Regions from separate parts of the Homo sapiens genome. Here region 2 is linked to region 1. A link is a loop called in an ENCODE intact Hi-C map of the cell type or tissue named here. Cell type or tissue: PC-3. All regions are shown on one strand. Links, peaks and the distances in the headings refer to the core of each region. The heading gives the core; the rest is flanking DNA.

Evidence for each region. A loop is a pair of places that touch in the nucleus more often than their neighbours do. Peaks named below come from ENCODE experiments on the same cell type or tissue, not always from the same donor. Only the 100,000 strongest peaks of a DNase experiment are listed, where the experiment ranks them.
Region 2: it touches region 1 in a loop (5-fold over the local background); 2 of 110 quality-filtered maps call a loop at or near these places.

What each region holds. Positions count from the first base shown.
Region 1 is chr7:41,287,096-41,296,996 of GRCh38, forward strand. No RefSeq gene overlaps it. Among named protein-coding and RNA genes, the nearest start is that of LINC01449, 190 kb to the left of the region's middle. In PC-3, for the core only: no CTCF peak of the experiment used is centred there; a DNase peak (open chromatin) is centred at 5,616; H3K27ac peaks cover 784 bases.
Region 2 is chr7:41,221,037-41,230,937 of GRCh38, forward strand. No RefSeq gene overlaps it. Among named protein-coding and RNA genes, the nearest start is that of LINC01449, 120 kb to the left of the region's middle. In PC-3, for the core only: a CTCF peak has its summit at 5,541; DNase peaks (open chromatin) are centred at 1,845 and 3,595; H3K27ac peaks cover 4,406 bases.

The DNA of each region.
Region 1 (9,901 bases), core at 757-8,756:
CCCAATATTGGAGGTGGGGCCTTGTGGGAGGTGTTTGGATCATGGGGGAAGATCCCTCATGAATGGCTTCGGCCATCGCCTTGATGATAAGTGAGCTCTTGCACTGAGTTCACATGAGATCTGGTTGTTTAAAGTGTGTGGCACCTCCCTGACTCTTTCTTGCTCCTGCTTTCATCATGTGACATGCCTGACCCCACTCACCTTCTGCTATGAGTAAAAGCTCCCTCAGTCCTCCCTGGAAGCCAAGCAGATGACCATGCCATGCTTCCTGTACAGTCTGCAGCACCGTGAGCCAATTAAATGTCTTTTCCATATAAATTATCCAGTTTCAAGTATTTCTTTGTAGCAATGCAATAATGGTCTAATACAGAAAATTGGTACCCAGGAGTGGGGCATTGCTATAAAGATACCTGAAAATGTGAAAGCAGCTTTGGAACTGGGTAATAAGCAGAGATTGGAAGAATTTGGAAGGCTCAGGACAAGACAGGAAGATGAGGAAAAGTTTGAAACTTCTTAGAGACTGGTTGGATAGTTGTGACCAAAATGCTGATAGTGATATGGACAGTGAAGTCCAGGCTGTTGAGGTTTCAGATGGAAATGAGGTACTTATTGGGAACTAGAGCAAAGGCCACCTGTGTTATGCCTTAGCAAAGAGTTTGGCTGCATTCTGTTCCTGGCGTAGGGATCTGTGGAAGTTTGAACTTCAGAATGACAAGCTAGGGTATCTGACAGAGGAAATTTCTAAGCAGCAAAGCATTCAAGATGTAGTCTGGCTGCTTCTAACAACCTATGCTCAGATGTGAGATTGAAAAAATGACTTAAAGTTGAAACTTATATTTAAACAGTAAGCAGAGAGTAGAAGTTTGGAAATTTTGAAAACTGACCATAGGGTAAAGAAAGAAAAAGCTTTTTGTGGGAGAGGAATTCAAACAGGCTGTGGAGCAATCACTTGGTAAAGATAGTTGCATAACTAAAAGGGAGCCAAGTGCTAATATCCAAAACAATGGGGAAAAGGCCTCAAAGGCATTTTAGAGACCTTCCCAGCAGCCCCTCCCATCACAAGCCCTGATGCTTAGGAGGGAAGAATGGTTTCATGGGCCAGACTCAAGGCTTCAATGAGGCCTCAGGGATGCCGCTCCCCACATCCTGACCACTTCAGTTCCAGCCATGCTTCAAAGGGGCCTAGTTACAGCTGCTCCTGTGGAGAATGCAAGCTGTTACCCTTGGCCTCCTACATGTGGTGTTAAGCCTGTAGGCACACAGAATGCAAGAGTGATGAAGGCTGCCAAGCCGTTTTGGTCACAACCATTTAACCACCCTCTAAGAAGTTTCAAACTTTTCCTCATCTTCCTGTCTTCTTCTGAGCCTTCCAAACTCTTCCAGGTTCTGCCCATTAACCAGCTCCAAAGCTGCTTCCACATTTTCAGGTGGAAGGCTGCTAAGCCTTCACCTAGATTTCAGAGAATGTATGGAAAAGACTGGTGTCCAGGCAGAAGCCTGCTGCAGGGGCTGAGCCCTCATATAGAACCTATACTAGTGCAGTGCAGAGGTAAAATGTGGGATTGGAGGCCCCACACAGAGTCCCCACTGCAGCACTGACTAGTGGAGCTGTGAGAAGAGGGCCACCATCCTCCAGACCCCAGAATGGTAGATCCACCAACAGCTTGCACTATTAGCATGGAAAAGCCACAGACACTCAATTCCAGCCCATGACAGCAGCCTTGGGGACTTTACCCTGCAAAGCCAAAGGGGCAGAGCTACTCAAGCTACCCAAGGCCTTGGTTGTCCAACCCTTGTATCAGTGTGGCCTGGATGAAGGACATAGAGTCAAAAGAGACTATTTTGGAGCTTGAAGATTCAATGACTGCCTTGCTGAGTTTCAGACTTGCATGGGACCTATAGCCCCTTTCTTGTGGATGATTTCTCCCTTTTAGGAAGGGAATGTTTACCCAGTGCTTGCACCCACATTGTATCTTGGACGTAAATAACTTGTTTTTTATTTTACAGGCTAATAGGTGGAAGGACTTGTCTTTTCTCAGATAAGATTTTGGACTTTGGACTTTCGAGATGATGCTGGAACAAGTTAAGACTTTGGGAAACCATTGGGAAGGCATGACTGTATTTTGCAATGTGAGAAGGACATGATAATTTGGGAGGGCAGAGGTACAATGATATAGTTTGATAGTTTGGTTACTTGTCCTCACCCAAATCTCATGTTAAAATGTAATGCACAGTGTTGGAGGTGGGGCCTAGTGGGAGGTGTTTGGATCATAGGGATAGATCCCCCATGAATGGCTTGGGCCATCCCCTTGGTGACAAGTGAGCTCTTGCTCTGAGTTCACATGACATCTGGTTGTTTAAAGTGTGTGACACATCCCCCCACTCTCTCTCTTGCTCCTGCTTTTGCCACATGACATACCTGCTCCCACTTCACCTTCTGTCATGAGTAAAGGCTCCCTGAGGCCTCCCCAGAAGCTGAGCAGATGCCAGTGTCATGCTTCCTGTTCAGTCTGCAGAACCGTGAACCAATTAAACCTCTTTTCCATATAAATTACCCAGTTTCAGGCACTTATTTGTAGAAATGCAAGAACAGTGTAACACAACACCTATCGCAGGTTAAAAAAAATGTCTAGGCTCAGAAATATACTTGCCTAACATGATAGAGAACATCTATATTAAAGTCAACATCATATTTGCAGTACTTGCGGTGAAATATTAGAAACACTTCCTTTAATAAGAAAGAATGAGATAAGGATGTGTTTTATCCCAATTATTACTTAACATTGTTCTGAATTCTAGCCATGAAGACATGTAGCATTATAAGGAGAAAAAGAAAAGACAGCATTTCAAATAATACAACTAAAAATCAAAGAAGTTTTACTGTAAAATTTTCAAATTTTTATGACTGCAACTGGGTTTAAGAAAAAAAATGAAAGAAAAAAGACCTACTTTTTTTCTTGCAGACCAACAGTAACTGAGTGGACCATAGATTAGAGGAAAGAAATATTCATTCTCAGTAGTAAAACTATAATGATGCAAGAGTAGTAACAATTTTAAAAAGAAATGTGAAGTACTTAAATACACAAACTTATAAAATCTTTGTGGGAAAGATATACAGTGTTAATTTGTAGAAACGTCAATATTCTCAAAATATTGTTTCCAAAATTAACTTACAGGTTTAACTCATGCTTAATGACAGTTTCACTATTTTTGCTTGACACAGTGATCCTCAAATTTACATGAAAGAATAAATAAATAAGAATGATGACTATAGAAATATTGAAATAGAGAATTGGGAATTGTGCTTGCAGATACTAAAATGTATTAGACACCAGCCCAATCACCAAAATATTAAACAAGAATCAATAATAAATGTATGACACAGAATTTAGAATTCACTAATAAGCTCTAGAAGAAATGAAAAGTTCAATATGTACTAAAAAACACACCAAAATTTAATGAGGAGATAATAATGGATTAGATAAAAAATGGTGTTGAGAAAAATTAAAAGAAAAAAATTTAAGGTAGAGCTCACATAATGTCTCATGCCAACATAAATTCCTAGAGAATTAATGGTTAAAATTTAACCCTTAACATATACATTTTGAAGAAACCATAGGAGAATATGTAAATGGCTGAAGAATGAGCAAGATATTTCTAAAGTAAAAATTAATGGAAGAAATAATTAAGAAAGGTCATACATTTCACTAAAAACATTAAAGCCCTTGTGCCTATCCTTATCACATAAAAAATTATTATGAGAAAAGTATTTATAACCCATATAGAAAATAATGCAAAAGCCATGAACAAGTGATAAAATTTTTTAATAAAGATTTTTTAATCTTTTAAACTTTATATTAGATAAAGAAATACAAAATTTAAAAAGGTTAATCTTTTTTTGTACCAAATTAATGGTTTAAAAAATGAAGTTGTCTGGGCGTGGTGGCTCATGCCTGTAATCCCAGCATTTTGGGAAGCTGAGATGGGAGGATCCCTCGAGCTCAGGAGTTTGAGACCAGCCTGGGCAACATAGTAAGACCTTGTCTCTACTAAAATTAAAAAAAAATTAGCCGGGTGTGGTTGGTGCACACCTGTAGTCCCCATGATGTCAAGGCTGTTGTGATCCCTGATCATCCACTGCACTTCAGCCTGGGTGAGAGAGCAAGACTCTGTCTCCAAAAAAAAAAAAAAAAAAAAAAGTTATAGTCAATATTCTTGAGAGTTCTATTAATTTAAACATAATTATATGTTGGCATAATTAACAGTAGCTATATCTGTATAGTGGAATTATTTTATCTCATACTTTTTTGTTTTTTGATTTTATATATTTTGTGTGTATATATACATATGTATAGAGATAAGTCTATATCAAGTGGTAGATACATATATACATACATACGTAGATAAATGGATACATACTTATATTGTAAAACCATACACACACATTTTGCAAATTCAGCTTAGTTTCCACATGTTCCTGGGGTCCAGTTTTGTTGCCTCCAAAATAAGGAGATTGACATGATTCCAAATATTATCTTTGATTAAATAAAAATCAAATCAAAACTGTTGTCTGCATGCATATGCATATATCTCTCTAAATACATACAAATACATATGCCCACAGGTCAAATATATATGTATATTTGTATGTGTGTATATACACACACACCCATATGTAAGTAACATACATGTATAAATGTATACATGTTCACAAATTCCACTAATATGTCCAAATTAACTCCACTAAATTAATATTTAGTGGAACTCAATATTTAGCGAAGTGAATTAATTCCACTAAAAGTCAAAATTGAAGCAGACAAAATAGGATCAATGCTGACAATGCTAATAAATCTTCAGGTAACTAACGCCGTAGAAAGCAAAACCACAGCAAGAGGGGACTACTATAATAAACAAGAGTCCAAATGTCTTTTCCTAGATTGATTCTTTCTGTCCTCACGATTGACACCTGTGAATTCTCAAAATTGCAGAAATACAAATACAGAGTAATTAGGTGTCCCACCATACTGGTTAAATTGACTTTAAGATAACTAGGTAAGAAATGCCTACATAACCCAAACATTTGTCTGGTTACTTGTTTCACAAGAACCTTGGACTAAAGAGAGGAGGTTGGAAGAAAAGAAGTCAGAAGATCAAATAATTGTTGTTTCTTTATTCAATTACCTAATTCTTTATAGTTCTATAAATAAGTTTCCAATTAAGACCTGTTTGCTGCATCAAATATTAATCCTAACAAAAACAGTGCTTAATATATATGTAATATATGTATAAATGTAAAAATATAATATATAATATATAAACTGCATTTGTTAGGATTAACATGTATGTGTGTACATGTAATATATGTAATACATATACACATATATATATCTGTCTTTATAAAATACAGTATGAGTATGTGCATACTTGTAGACAAACCCAAATCCTAATCATAGTATTTTGCCTTTCTTGGCCATGTGAGGTGTATCTGTATATTGCTCAGGAAAATTTGTCACCAGCCTGTGTTAGTTCAGTACACATTATAGCACCTGGACAGTTGTCAATGGCAGTAGTTACACATCATGAACAAAAACATTCCATATTGAGTCATATGCATTAAAAAAAAAACCTGGATCCCTGCCGAAATGTTGTGCCACTTGTAATTATAAAGTGCCAACTGTACTTGGTTTCTGTACATTCTCGTTCTATATTTTGTGTTCCAAATTCCTCGTTCTGATTTGGAGTTCCAAGTCATGAATCCAGGATATGCTGCATGCACAATAAATGTTGTGCATTTTATTAACTTGCATTTTTTTTTAGTGAGCTTCAGCTAAAAGAGCAAGCTAATTTATAGGAAAACAGATCATTTAACACAGTAAAATTAACCAAAGTTATTTCGTCAAAAGAAGTTTTTCTCTCTCTCTTTTGCTTTTGTTCATGGACCCTGGACCAAATTTTCCATTTGAGCTCAACCAAATTCTTTTTTGTTTTCTCCCCACCTTGGAACTGTAAACTAGTGTCAAAGAATGTCTTATTTCTTCTCAGTTGAAGAGGATTCTGGCTTGAGCATTAAGAGTCTCCAGTTTTTACTTTGTACCATAGCCAGATTATATCTCAACCATTAAGGTCACTTATTACACAAAATTTAAATAATGGTTCTACTGGGACTCCTCCATCACCCACCCTCATAATCCCCCAAATAATGCGACAATGCTTGCCAGTAAAAGTTACTTGCTGGTAATGCCAATTGTCCAGAAAGGTATTGACAGCCATGGTTAAGGGGCTGAGGTTAGGTCTTAGAAAAAGAAGAAAACCCCCAGATGTGGTTCCTCCTTGTGAGGGTAAATGGGTTAGTTGTTTGGCACAGTGAAAAGCATAATACAACTTCCCTTCTTTCTCTCATCTTTTCTTTTATTCCCTCCTGCTACCCCGCCTTAGCTTTTTCTCTCCTCTTCCTTCTCCACTAGCCCTTTCCCCTTGGGGAAAAGATAAGGTACTGCTAGGGTTCCTAGGGTTCCTGATTATCAAAATGGCAAACTGCTCATAGAATGATGGTAATTTTAGAGATCAAAATGTCTAAGAAGTTATTATGCCCCATCTCTCATTCCATGAAGAAATGCAATCAGCACCAGTGACTAGCCATCTGAACCGCTTCTACCCAAGACTAGCTTTAATTCCAACTCACCTAGGAGGCTTATTAAACACTCCTTGGCCTTTTGTACGATGCCCTCTACATGGCAGAGCAATGCTTTAGTTTACTCTCATTTGTACATAGGTGTGCTTGACACACGTTTCATGGTTTGAAATATGGCACTCCAGAATGGGAGGCCACCTACAGGTAACTTGGGGCCCCTAGAGGTCATGATCACTTGCAAGAAAGGTAAGGATAAGACTGTGAGAAATAATGCATCATTTGAGGCCTTCGGAGAGCTTTCACGTAACAATTGCATACGCATTACCCGCTTTCCTTTTGTACAGAATCAGTTTACCTTTAGGAACAGTTACTTATTTATGTATTACTATTATTTTGTTTAGAGGTGGGTCTCCCTCTGTCACCCAGGCTGGAGTGCTATGGCATAATCATAGCTCACTGTAACCTTGAGATCCTGGGCTTAAGCCATCCTCCTGCCTCAGCCTCCAGAGTATCTGGGACTACTGGCATACACCACTACACACAGCTAGTTTTTTATTTTCTGTAGATATAGGGTCTTGCAATATTGCCCAGGCTCTTCTTGACCTCCTAGGCTCAAGTGATCCTCCAGCCTCAGCCTCCCAGTGTGCTGCGTGAACCACGGTGCCCAGCCACTCTCATAATTGATGAGCCTTTTCTCATAACTTCTTTAGGAGTAAATCAGGCCTTGTCATGATGGCATAATCTTTGGATAAATGCTTAAAAAGGAAATGTTCTATCTTCCAACTTCAGTGTAAAATACAGTAAGCTTCACAGCCAGGCCAGGCAAAGTTGTTTTCTTCAGCACCAACTAAGTTAAAGTGAAAATGTAATTATTGTGACTTCCAAATCATCCTATTCCTATTGCAATCTGCTTTTCTTACTGGCTTCCTTTCATGCTTTTTGGTACTGCTGGTGTTTTCATGGACTCTTCTTTGTTACATAAGTTCTTTGTAGAAGGAAGAGGCATGGTCAATTAAAGATTGGGTAATAGGAGATTAGAAGAATATAATAAGCTGAAAATCACTGGTTCCTCTTTAGACCATCACTAAGCCATGTAGCATTTCTGGCAAGTACCTTGAAAAATATATTCATTCTATAATTTTTAAAATAATACAAACAAAAGTAAAATACTTAAAAGTATTTGAGAAACATTAGTTTATATTCAACTCATCTTAAAATTTTAAATAAAATGACTTCCCTATAAGTTCTACAAGGATAAGTGAGTAAAATGATAGTTAATCAATATCTAAGCATGCTACGCTTGTCTATTTACCTAAGTGGACTATTTGGTAATCCACTCCAGGATCCAAATATGTTAAGGTTCATTATACAGTGTAGGCCAAACAAAGATTTAAAGTTATAGTTACACAAATTATTTGATTTTCATTCAATTATTGAAGTCCACATGCCTTTTTCTCTCCCCACAAAAGCCTGTCTTCACATCATTAACAGAAGGGCATTAACACTAAATTTCTGTAAAGAGTTAGAGATGAGCCTAGAGGCGTCTGCTCTGGCACTCGTGGACTCCTGTCAATGCACCTGGGGTTGATGAATTGAACTTTTTGAATCTTGAGCAGAGTGGCCCAGTGGATGGAAGCCCTGTCTATAGGACCTGTGTTCTAGTCAGTGACATGGTGGCAAATGTTTTATAACCAGCTCTTGGGGTGGGGGGCACGAATTCTTGATTTGCAGTGTTTGTTTGCCAATTTCCATGTGCAAATACTCCCATTGCCAATCTTGAGGCACAAACATAATGTCACTGAATGCAGAACTGTGGAAAGTCAACTCTTAGAGCTTGCTTTGACTCACCACTTACTATTTAGCTGAGAAATGCCTAGTAAGTCATACCTTCTTAGATATTTGGGTTTCACATCTCTAAAATGAAGATAATTGTATCTGTGCCTCCTTTGTTTTAATTTTGTGTGTGTATGAGTGCAAGATGAGATAATAGATGTGAAAATTACATCACTGGTTGTCAGAGAAGGGTTGTAGGATCAAGTGCATCTTTGGTTCACGGTGGGGCTTGCATCTCAAAAGTTGTGTAGACATTTGTCCATTTATTCACCAATTTAGGCCAAAACTATGATTTTCCTCTCCTCACAGAGGGACACGTTTGAAAAAAGTAGTTCTAAAAAATGTAAGCATTGACTTCTTGTTAACCACGTTTATATATCCTCAGAACACCCACAGTTGTTTTTCCTTAGAGTATTTATTCACTCTTGTTCTCACCTGTGCTCTGTATATTACACACATTTTATCCATTTTATAGCTTTACATTTCACTATAAATCCCTATGGCATTTTCTGTCTTCCCATAGATATTTCCTACCATTTCCAAATATTAGGATTCCTTTGCCATTAGTACATACCAAGAAACTAGGTTCCATGTTCACATCTTTGTGCATGATGTTAAATCCATTTTACAGGTAACACTTCTCATTTACTGTGAAATGGCCTTCCCTTGATTTCTCAAGACATTATAATCCTCCATATTCTAAATTTGTTTGGCCCTTATTAACTATACAACTTATTTTGTGATTATTCAAGAATAAGGAAATTTTAAAATTAGACTAAATTTCAATGAGCATTTTTTTCTGGCTAGGTATAACATCATTTTAGCATTTTAAATGGGAAAGGAGCCAAAATGGTTGGAGTATCACAAGAAGAAGCTACCAGGGTGTGGACCAATAGGTCTCCCCAGGTGGATTTTACCTTAGTCTGGTCACCAGCTCTTCTCTTTCTGAAAGTTGAACTTGTCAGCACACTGAAGGCAGATGTCACATCAGAGTCACACTGACCATATTCACAGATGGGCATGTAACCCCAAATGCCAGTATGTAACCATACACTGACAACTATAACTATCACTTGGTCCTAAATCCTCAAGTTGACACGACCAGCCCATTTTCTCCCTGATACTGAAGGGAAGCCATAACATCATCGGGAGCATGAAGAGTGTTTGGTGAGCCCTGAACCAAGGCGAGGGGTGTTGGTATTACATTTCAATTGTCAAATCACTCTAGGTTGCAATTTTCTTGATTTCCTTGTGCATTCATCTCCAACAGAGACGCAGTCCCTTTAGAAATTGGAGTCCATGGGGTGGATCTCTCTACCCTTAACTGTGTTAGGGTAATGCTGACAACTCACGCCTCTCTGAATGATTTTCTTAGGGCTTTCATACTTAGCCTCTGCTGATTCCCCTAGAAGTTCAGTTCCATTTGTCAAGTACTGG
Region 2 (9,901 bases), core at 1,190-9,189, 66 kb before region 1:
AGTCTTAAAATCTAAATAATTGACTTACATAAGAATTTTTTCATGTTTTCTTTTATTGATATGTAATAGTTGCAAGGAATTTATCTTTTTTCAGGACAGAATGAAGCTTCCTGTATATTGGTGACTTCCACTTTTTACTTATAAATATCTCAGGAAGGATTAGGGAAAACCAAACTTTCTGAGTAACTTGTCACTAAAATATTTGCTCTTCTACCTTTTTTTTCCTACTTGCTGGCTGACCTAGGCTGTTCCCATGGCACCTGCTACCATCTGCTCTGTGCTAAACTCTTTCAAATGCAGGTATAAATTACTTTTTCAACACACTTCTGCTACTCATTCTATTAAGTGACCCAACCAAATATAAGTTTCTATTGGCCTAAAAATAGATCTCCTGCCATCTGGAGCCCCAAGTTTCTGCATTTTCTCTTTCACCTCGGAGCAACTCCAGCAGTCATAAAAGAACTTCACCTGATGTAATTGTATCTGCTTCCAACTGCTCCAAACGCATTCTGGAGCTTTCGTTCTGAGTGAATAATTCTCCCTTGTATCACCAGGCTTCCTGAAGGGATCAGATGCTCATTCATTTGGACATTTTCAAATCATCAAGAAAAACTTAACAAATCCCAGAGTTTGATTTTAGCCTTAGTCTTAGCATTTGATTAAGTTTCTTGTACTATACATGCGTAGACCATATCTAAAAACTCTCAAATTAATCATAACCCACGTCTTCCCACAAGTCTCTAAAAGCAAAGTAGGTAAAAGAGGCCAGGTAATTTTTTAAAGTTTTACTTGCCATTGAAATAGATGAAAGTCAAAATACACAATAAGTCCATACTTGAATTTGCATGGATTTTTAAATGGAATGTATTATAGCAAGTCCATAAACAGAATAACATGTTAATATTCAACAGAATAAGGGGCGAGAAGTACATTGATGCCAGATTTTAGGAAAATTCCCTAAATTTTATGGATAGCAAGCACAGAAAAATTTGTTTTGTCTCAAAACACTAAGTGCCAATACATTTTAACAACATTTGGAAAGTTCCAGGCTCTGCAACTGTCCTTGGATTCTTCCCTGTAAATTTCAGGTAGTTCTCAGCTTTCCTTCTTAATTGTTTCCTCTGCCTGCTCCCAATATTTCCCTGGAAATTTTCACCTTCTCTTGACTTCTCTTCTTTCTGACATGTATGTTCCTTAAACCTCTCCTTCCAACTCTTCTGAAATCTAAACACAAATTTCCAAGTAACTCCTTGGCCCTGCCCTTGGGGTGGCTGCAGCACATTAAAGCCAATCGTAAGGCATTCGCCGTCTCTCCCTCTTGCCATGAACCCACCCTAGTCCAGAGGTGCAGCTCCTGGGGTTGCTAACTCAGTGAATGGCCACACGCCCAGGCAACCACCAATGCTAAGGCACACAAACTACTTTCTTCCTTCCATTTTCAAAAGTCAAAAGACCACAGGTCCCTGTCAATGGTGTGTCCTTTATGGCTATCTCATCATCTTTCTATTACTAGGGAAACTTCATTTCAATGGCTTGCAGCTTCTTTCAACTCCAACCTGTTATAAAATAGATTCAACCCTGTTTTTCCCCATGAGCTAAAACAAACCAAAAATCTCTGAGCGTAGATATTCAGTATCTTTATAATTGACTACAACATTTTTTTTTCTTACCTGGTCTTCCAAAACTCTTTAGACAATATCAACTTTTTTCTAGTCTAGTGGCAGTCCACCCAGAACAACTATAACTGCACCTAAGAGCTTGTTAGAAATGCACATTCTCAGGCCCCACCCTACGCCAACTCAGCCAGCTCTGTGATTCATAAGCCTGCCCCATGATCCTCCGGCACACTGAAGTTCCAGAACTACTGCTCTAGGCATAATGCTTTATTTATTTTCTTACAAACATATCACATCCTTTTACGTCATACCTTAATTCTAGAAATTTCCTATATCTGGAATGCCCTTCTTCTTAGTCATTTTTAAAATGTCTTTCTTTCATTTAGGAATCTTTCTAAAAGTAGCCACTTCTTAAGACTCTCCAATATCCTCAGGCAGGATTAACAGCTATGTTTTCTTCCTTCCAAAGTACTTTATTTATTTATACCTTTCTATACTATCATCTGACTTATAGTTAAAAATGACGTGTTTCTCTTGAGAACTCCAAATTGATTTTCCTTAGTAAATGATAGCAGAGAAGGAGCTGTACCTTCCTCAGCAATAATAAGTACTCAATAAAAGAACTCAGGCCAGGTGCGATGGCTCATGCCTGTAATCCCAGCACTTGGGGAGGCTAAGGAGGGTGGATCACCTGAGGTCAGGAGTTTGAGACCAGCCTGGCCAACATGACAAAACCTCGTCTCTACTAAAAATACAAAAATTAACTGGGTGTGGTGGCTGATGCCTGTAATCCCAGCTACTTGAGAGGCTGAGGCAGGAGAAACACGTGAACCCGGGAGGCAGAGGTTGCAGTGAGCTCAGTTTGTGCCATTGCACTCCAGCCTGGGCAACAAGAGTGAAACTCCATCTCAGAAAAAACAAACAAAAAAAATACATTGTTACTCTTATAACAAATAAAAGGGCATTTCCTAATCCAATCCCTTTTATATAAAATTTTGGATTTAAAAGTTCTTTTCATAGAGTATTTTAATGGAAAGAAATGAAAAACATCATATGAAAAAGATTGTTAACAATATGTACAAGCAACTGACTCATAAAAAAGTCAAATAGAATCAGTTGTAAAATTTCTGAACTAAGATTCACGGCACATTAAATCTAAACTGCAAAGAATTAAAACAACGTTTCAATGATTCTTAAAATAACCACATCATAAAATAGATTTGAGTTGGTAAACATAACACTTATCTCTTCCAGTTTTAATCGACTTAGGTTTTATTTTCTTAAAATTGAAGAAAATTGAGTTTTGTCTTATAAAACTTAAAATCTTTTTTACAAGCATTTATTAAATAAAAATAACCATTAATGATTCACACATGGGGCTGTTTCTACTATGATTTGTAGAGCACAGCTTTCCAGATTATTATTAAACATTCTAGAAAAAAGGATTGGATAATTTGTTATTGAATCATTCTGTGGTTCAATTTTCCAACTACCTGGCTACATGGGCTCAAAATGAAAAACTTTAAAAATGATGGTGTCATCACGAATCATGATATTATGAAAAAAATCTTATCTCCTTCAAAGGCAAACATAGCAATGTCATATTTCACGTCATATGTATAAAGCAATTGTGTTACTCACAAAACACCTTCAAAACTCATCGTTACTCATTTAAAGATCACAGGGTCCTTTTACTTATCAGAAAGGAGCATTTTCCTGCTGGTGTGAAAGCCACACAGCTAGTAAGTTCATTTGTTCACTTGTTTATCCATTGCCTTCGAAATGACTAGGGGATGCTTATTATGAAGGCAGCATTATTGTAGGTACAGAACATTTGCCTTTCCCCGCAGAAATTAGGCCCTGGTGAGGAAATAATACAGGTCACACAGTGATGAGTGAGTACTCTCACAGAGGGATGCAATTTCCTAAGCATAGGAAGTGCTAACAGAAGAGGCATGTGACTCAGAGGTATACAATTGAAGGATTGAAGAAATTTTCTCAGAACTGGAAGTTCCAGTTGTGTAGGTGAAGGGAGGGGAATGAGGAAGAAGAGGTTCCCAGCGGAAACAGTAGCATGTGTGGACTTGAGCTGTGTGGTCCAGAAGATAAGTATCCTTGGAGCAAACAGCGGCAAAGGGAAAACTGAGATGGAAAGATGGAGAGATTTAGGCCTGAAATATGAACTTACAGCAATCAGCATAAGAATGGTAATTGGAATTATGGGGAGATTAAATTACCTAGCCAAAGTGTGTTGAGTGGGGAGAGAAACTGTTCAGCCACGGAACCTGAAAATCACTGTCCCTGGAGGAGCTGAGAGAGCACAGTTAGCAGGTGGGAAGTGCGGGGAGGGACAGGAGTGGCAGGCAGAACACCCACCGGGAGGACACTCTAAAGGAAGGGATCGTCACTGTCTAAGGCTGTGGATGCAGACCATGCTGATAGAGAGAAGGATAGACATCCTCCACAGGCGAGTGTGCAGGTGTAAAAGGAAAGAAGCTAATGAACTTCCCGACAGAAAGTGTCTACTTTTCAGCAAAGCAGGGGTACAACTTTCTGCGGGACATGAAGGCCCATGCATGGAGTGAGAGGATGGACACAGCCACATTCAGGAGTGGCAGCATGAGTTCACCACCACACCCAGAAGCAGGACACTCATTTCTGGGTAGAAATCTTTAACTTTCAGTGAATCCAACACATGCAGTTGTATTATCTGATCTATCTCCAGCAGGAGACAGAGGAGCAGAGCTCGTGCACAGTTGGCTTGATTTTGAATGAGACTGACAATGCAGCTGAAACAGGATGGTGGCCAGGGCACAGTGAGGCAGGTAGAAAGCCTGTGGGAGCAAAATATAAGGAGGTGCTCACCTTCAGTGTCATGCAAGTGACTCAGATAAATGTCGTGAAGATGAAGGAGGAAGACAGAGGGAAAGACAAATGACCAAAAGGAAAGGGGTGTTAGGCGATGGCCTGGGCTCTAACCCTGCCTAGGGGAGGCTGATGTGCATTAAAGGTGAAAATGTTTGAGATGAAGAGACTGAGTCTGTTGCCCTTGCACAACCTGAAGTCACTTGAGTCGACGGCAGGAACCAGGAAGAGGAAGGCTGTGAGCTTGGTCCCGACATCCTCAGTGGATAAGAACAAGCTCTAGGAAGTCTGTCCAGGGAAAGGTGGAGGCTTCTACTGGACAACCTGACCTCAAGTGACCAGAAACTGAGTATGATGGGGGAGAGGTGGGTGCAGCAGTGGAGAGGAAGCTCTCAGGAGCTCTGGGGAGCTGGCCAGTGCTTCTCCTAACCGAGAGACACGTGGTTTTGGGGGATTGAGCTCCTTTGAGTGATGTGGTGCCCCCAAGGGAGAGTAAAATCACTTAAATAAGCATTAAATAAAAATTAAAGGAGGCCATTCTTGTGGGCTAAGCTCCTGCACTAGCCCCAACAGACCAGACTAAAAACTAAAATGGAGTCATTAATTCTGAGGTTCTTCTTCACCAAACCAAAACTGAGTTATCTGGTCTTCGGAGAAATCAGGAGAGAGAGATCAAATCCAAATTTCCCAAACAGGCCAGTTTCAATGGCATGCTAATGAAGTTCCCCATTGCCTTTAGTCCTTACAAAAAAAGAGTAACCTAATGTTAACAAATCAATTATTTCTCTATTCTTCTGTTTTCCTGTTCCCACATTAAAGTAACTTTGAAATGACCAATTCACAGTTTGCTTCCTGTTCCTGCTTTCTTCAGCCCCTCTCCGAATATAAAACTAATCTCCTGTGCTACACTTATTGGAACATTTATTATGGAACAAAGTGTTGCCTGATTCTGGAATATCAAATAAAGACAATTCAGATCTTTAAACTAAATTGTTGTAATTTTGTCTTTGGACAGTGGGGGAGTAGATGGGATGTGCAGCACAGAGGTTACCAGGTGAAAGAGAACTGTGCCCTTGGGTTCCAAAGGGAGTGAAAAGGTGGATGGATTAGGGAAGACACAGGGCAAAGCAAAACAGATGAGATGATGGGAGAGGGCTCATGACAAGACACTTACCTGAAAATGTCTTTATTTCAGTCATACTTAAACATTCACTTTTTCTGAATACACGATTCTAGTCTGACAAGTGTTTTCCCTCAACATATTGAACAGTGGAAGATACTCCTCAATTTTTGATAGGGTTACATCATAATGGGGGTTAGATAAACTGAAAATATCCTAGTTGAAAACACAGTTTTGACTTAGGATATTTTCAACTTATGATGGTTTGTGCAGACATAATCTCATCACAAGTCAAGGAACATACTGAATGCACATTGGTTCATCACCATTATGAAGCAGAACAATTGTAAGTCAAGTCACCATAATTTGGGAACTGTCTAAATTTGTCAATCTAAATGTCATTTCACATTGATGATCTTTTTTTTTTTATTTTTGTTTTTCCTCACAGGCTGCTTTAAAGGTATTCTCTTGGTATTGTTGTACTTTAATCTTACAACAAAGTGTGTATTAATAGATGGATTCCTTTTTTTGCCTTGGGACATCAGTTTCTGTAGACATGAATTTATCTTTCATCAGCTTTTGGTAAAATATTCTTAAATATTGATACCCCTTCATTTGCTCCTTTTGGAACACCAATCAAAAATATATTAAAACCTTATTCTTCTTTAATGAAGCCACCTTTGCAAAATTATGAAAGTAAGAGAATTCTGACATAGTTGACTCCATCTTGCTTCTAACTTCTAAACTGTCCTTGGTTATTCCTGGGTGCAGGTCAAGCTATCTTTGGGAGAAATTTAGTTTATAGTTTAACTTTAAAAACAAGAATGATAATAGTGCTTCCCAAGAGGAAACTGCCTTTATAAAACTAATGAAAGGCCACAAGGTTAGGATTATGGGAGGAGGCTAAATTCTGCTTAAATGAGTGTAGTTTATTTATTTATTTATTTTTCTTTTTTTCTTTTTGAGATGGAGTCTCGCTCTGTAGCCCAGGCTGGAGTGCATTGGCGCCATCTGGACTCACTGCAACCTCCACCTCCCGGGTCCCGGTTCAAGCAATTCTCCCGCCTTAGCCTCCTGAGTAGCTGGGATTACAGGCACATGACACCATGCCCAGCTAATTTTTGTATTTTTAGTAGAGACAGGGTTTCACCATGTTGGTCAGGCTGGTCTCAAACTCCTGACCTCATGATCTGCCCGCTTCGGCTACCCAAAGTGCTGGGATTACAGGCATGAGCCACCACACCTGGCAAAATGAATGTAGTTTCTACAATCCTTTATCCCTCAGGAGTCATGTGGCCAGAGGTCACGTAATCTGTGACTTCCCCAGTTGCTTCTATAGATAACATCACTATTATAGAGGCTAAGATTGGTCTTTAAAAATTTTTTTAATGTTTTTATTTCAATAGGTTTTTAGGGAACAGGTGGTGTTTGGTTACATGAATAAGTTCTTTAGTGGTGATTTCTGAGATTCTGGTGCCCTCATCACCCGAGCAGTGTACCCTGTACCCAATGTGTTGTCTTTTATCTCTCAATACCCCCTACCCTTTCCCCTGAGTCCCCAAAGTCCAATGTATCATTTTTATGCCTTTGCGTCTTCATAGCTTAGCTCCCACATGTGAGTGAGAACATATGATGTTTTGTTTTCTGTTCTTGAGTTACTTACTTTAGAATAATAGTCTTCAATTCCATCCAAGTTGCTGTGAATGCCATTATTTCATTCCTTTTTATGTCTGAGTAGTATTCCATGGTGTGTGTGTGTGTGTGTGTGTGTGTGTGTGTGTGTATGATGGCCATTTGGGCTGGTTCCATATTTTGGCAACTGCAAATTGTGCGCTATAAACGTGCTTGTGCAAGTATCTTTTTCATACAGTGACTTCTTTTCCTCTGGGTAGATACCTTGTAGTGGGATTGCTGGATCAAACAGTAATCTACTTTCAGTTCTTTAAGGAATCTCCACACTGTTTTCCATAGTGGTTGCACTAGTTTACATTCCCATCAACAGTGTAAAAGTGTTCCTTTTCACCGCATTTATGGCAACATCTATTTTTTTTTATTATGGCCATTCTTGCAGGAGGGAGGTGGTATTGGATTGTGGTTTTGATTTCATTTCCCTCATAATTAGTGATGTTGAGCATTTTTCCATATGCTTGTCAGCCATTTGTATATTTTCTTTTGAGAATTGTCTATTCATGTCCTTAGCCCACTTTTTGATGGGATTGTTTGGGATTTTTTTTGTTGTTAATTCATTTTTTTGTTGTTAATTCATTTGAGTTTTTTGTAGGCTCTGGATATTAGTCCTTTGTCAGAGTCCTTTGTCAGTTCAAAGAATTTTTTAATTTCCATCTTGATTTCATTGTAACCCAATGACCATTCTGGAGCAGGTTATTTAATTTCCATGGATTTCCATGGTTTTGAGGGTTCCTTTTGGAACTGATTTCCAATTTTATTCCACTGTGGTCTGAGAGAGTACTTGCTATAATTTCAATTTTCTTAAATTTATGGAGACTTGCTTTGTGTCCTATCATATGGTCTATCTCGGAAAATGTTCCGTGTGCTGATGAATAGAATGTGCATTCTGCCGTTGTTGGGTAGAATGTTCTGTAAATATCTGTTAAGTCCATTTGTTGTAGGGTATAGTTTAAGTCCATTGTTTCTTTGTTGACCTTCTGTCTTGATGATCTGTCTAGTGCTGTCAGTGGAGTATTAAAGTCCACCATTATTATCGTGTTGGCATCTATCTCATTTTTTGGGTCTAGTAGGAATTGTTTTATAAATTTGAGAGGTCCAATGTTAGGGGCATACATATTTAGAATTGTGGTATTTTCCTGTTGGACTAGTTCTTTTGCCCTTACATAATGTTCCCCTTTGTTTTTTTTACCTGCTATTGCTTAAAGTTTGTTTTGTCTGATATAAGAATAGCTGCTTCTGCTCACTTTTGGTGTCATTTACATGTAACATCTTTTTCAACTCCTTTACCTTTAAGTGTGTGTGAGTCCTTATGTGTTAGGTGAGTCTCTTAAAGACAGCAGAAACTTGGTTGATTAATTTTTATTCATTCTACTATTCTGTATCTTTTAAGTGGTGCATTTAGGCCACTTACATTCAATGTTATCATTGATACATGAGGTACTATTCTATTCATCATGCTGTTTGATGCCCGAATACCTTGTTTTTTTTTTTTTCACTGTGTTATTGTTATATAGGTCCTGTGAGATTTATGCTTTAAAGAGATTTTATTTTGGTGTATTTTGAGGATTTGTTTCAAGATTTAGAGCTCCTTTTAGCAGTTCTTGTAGTGCTGGCTTGGTAGTAGCAAATTATCTCAGCATTTGTTTGTCTGGAAAAGACTGTATTTTTCCTTCTTTTATGAAGCTTAGTTTTGCTGGATAAAACATTCTTGGCTGATAATTGCTTTGCTTAAGGGGGCTAAATATAGGACCCCAATTTCTTCAAGCTTGTAGGGTTTCTGCTGAGAAATCTGCTGTTAATCTGATAAATTTTCCTTTATAGGTTACCTGGGGCTTTTGCCGTGCAGCTCTTAAGATTCTTTCCTTCATCTTGACTTTAGATGATCTGATGACTATGTGCCTAGGCCATGATCTTTTTGCGACGAATTTCCCAGGTGTTCTTTGAGCTTCTTATATTTGCATGTCTAGATCTCTAGTATGGCCAGGGAAGTTTTCCTCAATTATTCCCTCAAATATGCTCTCCAAACTTTTGGATTTCTCGTCTACCTCAGGAACACCGATTATTCTTAGGTTTGAATGTTTAATATAGTGCCAAACTTCTTGGAGGCTTTGTTCATTTTTTCTAAATTCTTTTTTCTTTGTCTTTAATGGATTGAGTTAATTCTAAAGCCTTGTCTTCAAGCTCTGAAGTTCTTTATTCTGCTTGTTTGTTTCTGTTGCTGAGACTTTCCTGGGCATTCTGCATTTCCATTCTCCTTGATTTCCAGAAGTTGTGATTTTTTTGAAATTTATGCTGTCTATTTCACTGAAGAATTTTCCTTTCATATCCTGTATCGTGTTTTTTATTTCTTTAAGTTGGACTTCACTTTTCTCTGGTGCCTCCTTGATTAGCTTAATAATGGGCCTTCTGAATTCTTTTTCTCACAACTCAGAAATTTTATCTTGGTTTGGATCCATTGCTGGTGAGCTGGTATGATCTTTCAGGGGTGTTAAAGAACCTCGTTTTACCATATTACTACAGTTGCTTTTCTGGTTCCTTCTTATTTGGGTAGACAATGTCAGAGGGAAGATCTGGGATTCAAGCAGTTCAGATTCTTTTGTTTCCTGGGGTG